Linked DNA regions of Homo sapiens: region 1 is linked to region 2. The links are chromatin contacts, found by Hi-C or POLR2A ChIA-PET in ENCODE. All regions are on one chromosome and are shown on one strand. Each heading gives the region's core, a stretch centred on a gene start or an enhancer-like site at or near the end of the contact. The rest is flanking DNA. Distances are from core to core; before and after follow the strand shown. Region 1 overlaps SMAD3 (SMAD family member 3). Region 2 overlaps SMAD3-DT (SMAD3 divergent transcript).

Region 1 (3,148 bases), core at 18-2,517, 46 kb before region 2:
CTTGGCCTTGGACCAAACACAGTTTGGTGGTCTGTTTATAATATTTTAGCTGAAACACTGCAAACAACAGATCGAGAGGCTTACTGCTGTCACGGGTTACTTTCAGACCCAAGTCAAAGCTGATTTAAATCCCCAGAAAACAGGGAGATGGGAGTGCTGGGGAGGGGAACTGCAGTAAGGAGAAGCATCTAGGGCTTTCAGTGAAATGTGAGTCTACCTTCCAAAATCCCAGGGGACAACAGCTCAGCCTCTAAACACTTGGAAAACCAGGATTCAGCCTATAGTGAGTGGTTCACATCAGAGCCCATAAGCAAGCATTGAGAAGTGTTTACCACCCTGCCCCATCGTCCCCAAGAAGTGGACATCATCATCATCCTGCCCCATTCTTCCCAACAAATGACTTGCGCAAGTCACTGCCCCGCTCAGGAGCTCAGTTTCCCCCAGCTGTCAATGATGGGGTTGGGCTAGATGATCAGTCAAGTCACTTCTGAACAGAGGAGTAACTTGTGGCAGGGGACTCTTTCACAGCCTCTGAAGGAAATCTGAGTACCCCCAAGTTGAAGTTCAGAGAGGTGAAATGCCTGTCTCATGAGCTACTCAGCAGGAAAGTTGGGATTTTTGGCAAAATCGGACTCGAGACTCCCTGCTCTTCCCACCACCCCAGGAGAGGCACCAAGATTCTAAGCACTGCATTCCTTCAGAGTCCACCTCTCAGTCCTGCAAAATGGGAAGCCCTGACCCTGAGTAAGGTGAACCCCGACTCCAGCCACTCCCAGTGCCACCTGTCACCACCCCCTTAGGGTGGTGTTCCACTCGGCCTGGGTGTGCCTCCCCCTCGTGCACACTTGTCCACACTCCCATGCGGGGGCAGCCCTCCAGGAGAGGGTGACCTCAGGAAGCAGGAGCCTGTGTGGCTTCAGAGGTGAGGGCAGCAAACCCCAACACTACTGCTGGCCACTGGTTAGACCACCGAATGCTCCATCCAGCTCATGCTTCCCCACCCCCAACATGCAGTGGTGCTACCCACTTACTGCCTGGCCGCTTCCTAGCTATATGCCCTGGGCCAAGTCCCTCAGCCTCTCCAAGTCTGCGCCTGCTCATCCAGACTAGCACCCACTTCCAGGGACTGTCAGGGAGATGAAACGAAATGACGTGTGGGAAAGTGCTTTGTAAACTGTAAAGTGCAGTACGCAGGAAAGTAGTGGTGTCCCCCTTTCCCAGTGACATCAGTTGGAAAAGAATTCATTCTTTTCTGAGGGACACGAGGAGAGCACACATGCCCACGCACACACACTCCCCATGGGCATTTTTTTCTGAGGCAACACAGTGTAGACAAAGAACTCTGTCAAAGAACTGAGGGCTGGCCTCAGTCCCTGTTCCTGCGCTAACTGTAAGTTGTGCCTGATCACCTGCAAAATAGGGATAGGACCACCTTGCCATGTCTCCACCCAGGGCAGTTGTAAAGATAAACCAATGGGAAGGTGCTCTGCACATGACCAAGTATACAGTGCACTTTCCCACTGGTGTGACTCATCACCCCACCGGGAGGCTGAGGACGAAGACTGGCATAGATTGAAGGAAATTTGGCTCATTTTTCTGCTATTCAAGATCACCAAGAGGCTCAAAGAAAAAACAGTAAAGTAGCAAGGGTCATCTGGCAGGCAGAGCAGATGGAGGAGGTATATCTGGGATTTCTGGGTGTCCCTCTGGGGTCTCCTAGCCTGGCCTCTTCAGAACTAAGCAGCCATACACCCCTTTTTTAAAGGCCCACTTTGCAAGAGAAGGCGGCTAGGTGTGCTCCACTCAGGACTGTTTGTGCAAATGCTTTATTTGGGGTCTCCCTGGAACTGTGTGGGCCAGGGTGCTGAGGGACCTTCCTTCTGAGCCTACTGGGCTCTCTGGAGAAAGGTCACCCTGACAAAGGTCTCTAGTCAGCCCTATCCACCCCACATGCTCTCCAGCACCCCCTTTTTTTTAAGACAGAGTCTGGCTCTGTTGCCCAGGCTCAAGTGCAGTGGCGTGATCTCAGCTCACTGCAACCTCTGCCTCCTGGGTTCAAGTGATTCTCCTGCCTCAGCCTCCTGAGTAGCTGGGACTACAGGCACCCGCCACCACACCTGGCTCATTTTTGTATTTTTAGTAGAGGCAGGGTTTCACCATATTGGTCGGGCTGGTCTCGAACTCCTGACCTCGTGATTCGCCCACCTCGGCTCCCAAAGTGCTGGGATTACAGGCGTGAGCCACCGCACCCGGCCTTAGCATCCCCTTCCCACCCTAGAGCAGCTGCCCCCTCCCACTCGGGAGCATTCTGAAATAGCCTTCCTAGCAGCGCTGAATTAAAAGTGGTGTGAAGCAGCAGCCAAACACCACTGTGTTTCCCTCGCTACCGCCCCACCGCTTGGGCCCTGGGCAGCTTTGCTGCATTTGTGAGGTTTTCTCCCACAGCTTTTCTCGCCTGCCTCCCCCGCTTCCACGTGTTTTCACACTGGCAGATGCTCTCACCTAGCCTGGGCTGGATTCTCTGTCCCAGTGTTTCTATAGTGGGCTTCCCTAGGCCCCTGCCCACCCACCTCACCTCCTCCAACCCAACAAGTAAAGCTAAGACAAGAACAGTGAGATCCCAAGTCTATCGGGAAAGCCGTTTAGCATCAAGTAACCCTACTGTGCACCCATCTTCTGGGCCACGGGCTCCAGGGAGAATTAGTCCCAGGTTTGGGACTACAGAAAACCAACCCCAGACCAGAATTACACACAGCAGCACTTTATCACTCCTCCTGCGATAAAGGTGAGAGTAGGGGATAAACTAACAAATGTGTGACCCCTCTCCGCTCCAGCTCAAGGTTTTTATTTTTATTCTTCTAGTTGAGACGGAGTGATCACATCTGAGCTGTCAATCAGCTGGGCCATGTCAGTACAAGAACTCTGATCTAAACCATGGCTTCCAAAGGGCTTGGCTTGCTCCACCCATTTCAGGCAGGGCTGGCATCACAGCAAAAACAATTTCAAAGCACAGAGACCATAAACACAAAATTAAAAGGTAAAGTAAAAAGGGAGGAGATGTTTACTGGAAACTTAAGTTCTGCTGCCCAGAAAATATAAGTCTTTTTTTAAACACATGCACAAACACACACGTCTATATAATGCCTCT
Region 2 (3,518 bases), core at 980-3,479:
AACATAATGCCATACACCACATACCCATTAGGATGGCTAAAATTTAAAAGATTAACAACACCAGTACTGTCAAGGATGCGGATTAATCAGAGCTCTCATCCATTGCTGGTGGGAAAGTAAATTGGTGCAACCACTTTGGACAACGGTTTGACAGCATTCACTATTGAACACATGTAAACATCCTCCCAAATTCTACTCCTAGTTACATACCCAGGAGAAATAAGCCATTAAGTCCATCAAAAGACATGTATAAGAATGCTTATATATTCATAATAACCTTAAACTGGAAATAACACAAATGTCCATCATTAGTAGGATGGATAAATTATGGTATAGTCACACAAGAATTCTACACAGCAGTAACAACAAATGAACTACTGCTGTGCAAAACAACAGGGTGACTCTTACAGGTGAAATAAGCCAGACACAAAAGAGAATCATGTGTATGATTTCACACTTAGGAAGGCCAAAAGCTGGCGAAACTCATCCGTGTGGTAGAGGTCAGACCAGTGGTACACTGAACTGGTACTTCCTGAGGAAGCTTTCTGGAGTTCTGGACATGTTTCCTAGCTTGATCCAAGTGGTGGTTGCACAGACAGACATATTCATTGGTAAAATCCATCAAGTTGTACATTTAAGATTTGTGCACCTAATGCAAGTGATACTTTGATTAAAAACTTACAAAATGAAAAGATATGTATGGGAATGAAAATTACAAAGTTCAGGGCAAACACTACATTCAGCACCGTTCCTTATGTGGGGAGGGAGAAATCACCTTGGAGTTGTGAGTTGTGATATAAAACAACCCAGATGTTCCCGTTTACCAAAGTGAGACTGTGCCTGGTGCCATGGCCCGCACCTGTAATCCCAATACTTTGGGAGGCTGAGGCAGGTGGATCACTTAAGTTCAAGACCAGCCTGGGCAACATGGTGAGACTTTGTCTCTATAAAAAATACAAAAAATTGGCCGGGCGTGGTGGCTCATGCCTGTAATCCCAGCACTTTGGGAGGCCGAGGCAGGTGGATCATGAGGTCAAGAGATCGAGACTATCTTGGCCAATGTGGTGAAACCCTGTCTCTACTAAAAATACAAAAATTAGCTGGGCATGGTGGTGCGTGCCTGTAGTCCCAGCTACTCGGAAGGCTGAGGCAGGAGAATCGCTTGAACTCGGGAGGTGGAGGTTGTAGTGAGCTGAGGTCATGCCACTGCACTCCAGCCTGGTGACAGAATGAGACTCTGTCTCATAAATAAATAAATAAATAAATAAATAAATAGTCAGGCATGGTGGCATGCACCTGTAGTGGGAGGCTGACATCAGGGGATCACTTGAGCTTAGAAGGTGGAGGCTGCAGTGAGCTCTGACTGCACCACTGCACTCCAGCCTGGGGAACAGAGTGAGACCCTGTCTCAAAAACAAAAAAAACAAAAAACAAAAACAAGGTTAAGACTGTCTTGGAAACTGAAGGGGCCCAGAAAACCTACAAGACCTGCCTGAGATTTTATTTAGGGATAAGAAGAAAGCAAGCAAGCTGAAAAGGACAGAAAAAGAAAATAATGTTGACTTCAGTTTGCAGGTTAAATCCCATTGACCATATAAGGGTTACATCCATGTAAAGTGCCTGGCTCATAGTAGTGCACCCATCATTTCCCCTTCACCATAGGAGAAGCTGCATCCCAGGCGATCCAAGCCCAACGAATTCCTCCCACTCCCAGGAAGGGCTTGCTTGAGGCCAGAGGCTGGCAGGGAAAAAAAACTCCTCTGCAAAATGTTGCCTCAGCCTCTGGAATTTACACTTACCCCACTGCCGTCTGCTCAACATTCCTGCCTGAAATTCCAGCCGAACCATAGGAAACAACTGCTCTGTGAAGGTCCAGGAACTGGCAGGGGCTGGCAGGCCTCTCCCAACTCCCAAATTGCTGTCACAGGCTATGACCTCACTTCCTTAGCCCGCTCCAGGGTGAGCCTCCTCTCCAGTCCTGAATGTTCGGTGGGCAGGAGGGCAACAGCGTGGGCCTGGACCAGATCATGGCAGGCCACTGAGCAGGGCTTGGCCAGGTTACTGCCGTGGATCATTTCCCATTTTGGAGAGTCAAACCCCAATACCCTTGCTCAAAGTTAAATGCGCAGAGGAAATTCCCTGTTCTGGGAGGCTTGGGGGAAGTGGATGCTCCCTCGGCTCAGCTTTCTTGATGAGTCGAAGGGAGGAAAGGAGTTGTGTTTCTTGAGTGCTTACTCTATACCAGGCCCTGTGCTAGGCTTACACTCTTCAGAATGACTGTGTGAGGCCAGATGCAGTGACTCACGCCTGTAATCCCAGCTCTTTGGGAGGCTGAGGTGGGCAGATCACCTGAGGTTGGGAGTTCGAGACCAGCCTGACCAACATGGAGAAACCCCATCTCTACTAAAAATACAAAAATTAGCCGGGTGTGGTGGTGCATGCCTGTAATCCCAGCTACTCAGGAGGGTGAGGAAGGAGAATCCCTTGAACCTGGGAGGTGGAGGTTGTGGTGAGCAGAGATCGCGCCATTGCTCTCCAGCCTGGGCAACAAGAGCGAAACTCTGTCTTAAAAAAAAAAAAAAAAAAAAAAAAGAATGACTATGTGAGATGGATATTATTTTTCCCATTTTACACATGAGAAGGATAATGTCTGAGAAGTTAGAAAACTAGCAGATACTGGGGCTGCTCTTCCCACACATTGTCTCCACAGCATTCTAGTACTCTGGATATGGTAACAATTTCATGTTAACATGCTTCATAGCAGTTGACCATTCAGCAAGTTTCAATTTTTTTTTTCTGGCATATATTGAATGAAGTACTGTAGTGTTAAGAGACAGTAGCTGGGCAGGGCGTGGCGCCTCACACCTGTAATCCCAGCACTTTGGGAGCCTCAGGTGGATGGATCACTTGAGCTCAGAGATTTGGGACTAGCCTGGGCTACATGGTGAAACCCCATCGCCACAAAAAATACAAAAATTAGCTGGGCATGGTGGTATGCACCTGTAGTCCCAGCTACTTGAGAGGCTGAAGTGGGAGGATCACTTGAGCCTGGGAGATAGAGGCTGCAATGAGCTGAGGTCACACCACTGCACTCCAGCCTGAGTGACAGAGCGAGACCCTGACTTAAAGGAAAAAGAGAGAGAGAGAGAGAGAGAGAGACAAGGGCTGGGGCCAGCCTGCCTGAATTCTAACACTCATGAGCTGTATTCCCATAGTAGAGTTTTTCAACTCTCTGAACCTCAGCTTCCTTATCTGTAAGGAAGGATAATAATAACTCCTTCTCGATCACACTGTGAAGATAGCATGTGATCGTGCACGGCAGGAAGCATTTGATTCAGACCTTGACATACTGTGATTATTACTTGTGGTTACTGTTGTCATAACCTAGTGAGGGGATGGGACAGAGCCTATGGTTATCCCACATTGATACATGATTAAGACTCTGAAGTTCAAAGGTTAGTTGATATTCGAAGTCACACATTATCACTGAGATGGTTCTAATAACCCATGGCCTGGCT

What was found. A loop is a pair of places that touch in the nucleus more often than their neighbours do. ChIA-PET counts read pairs that join two places held with the same protein, here RNA polymerase II (POLR2A). Pooled maps may share reads with other maps.
Region 1: POLR2A ChIA-PET joins it to region 2 with 10 read pairs in T-cell. The contact joins two enhancer-like sites. A Hi-C loop is called at or near these places in 4 of 168 maps with a recorded cell type or tissue (CD8-positive, alpha-beta T cell, PC-9, ascending aorta and 1 more), 1 of 37 single-sample maps with no recorded cell type and 8 of 50 pooled maps. POLR2A ChIA-PET finds 5 or more read pairs at or near these places in 15 of 52 experiments (A549, AG04450, B cell and 11 more).

What each region holds. Positions count from the first base shown.
Region 1 is chr15:67,087,755-67,090,902 of GRCh38, reverse strand. All of the region lies in intron 1 of SMAD3 (SMAD family member 3), which reads right to left. Among named protein-coding and RNA genes, the nearest start is that of SMAD3, 24 kb to the right of the region's middle. RefSeq lists enhancers at 381-897, 898-1,415. Within about 2 kb of position 1,267, at least 9 of the 41 ENCODE cell types and tissues checked have a DNase peak (open chromatin) inside an H3K27ac peak, as active enhancers do.
Region 2 is chr15:67,042,827-67,046,344 of GRCh38, reverse strand. The region is part of intron 2 of SMAD3-DT (SMAD3 divergent transcript); the gene reads left to right. Among named protein-coding and RNA genes, the nearest start is that of SMAD3-DT, 20 kb to the left of the region's middle. Within about 2 kb of position 2,229, at least 10 of the 41 ENCODE cell types and tissues checked have a DNase peak (open chromatin) inside an H3K27ac peak, as active enhancers do.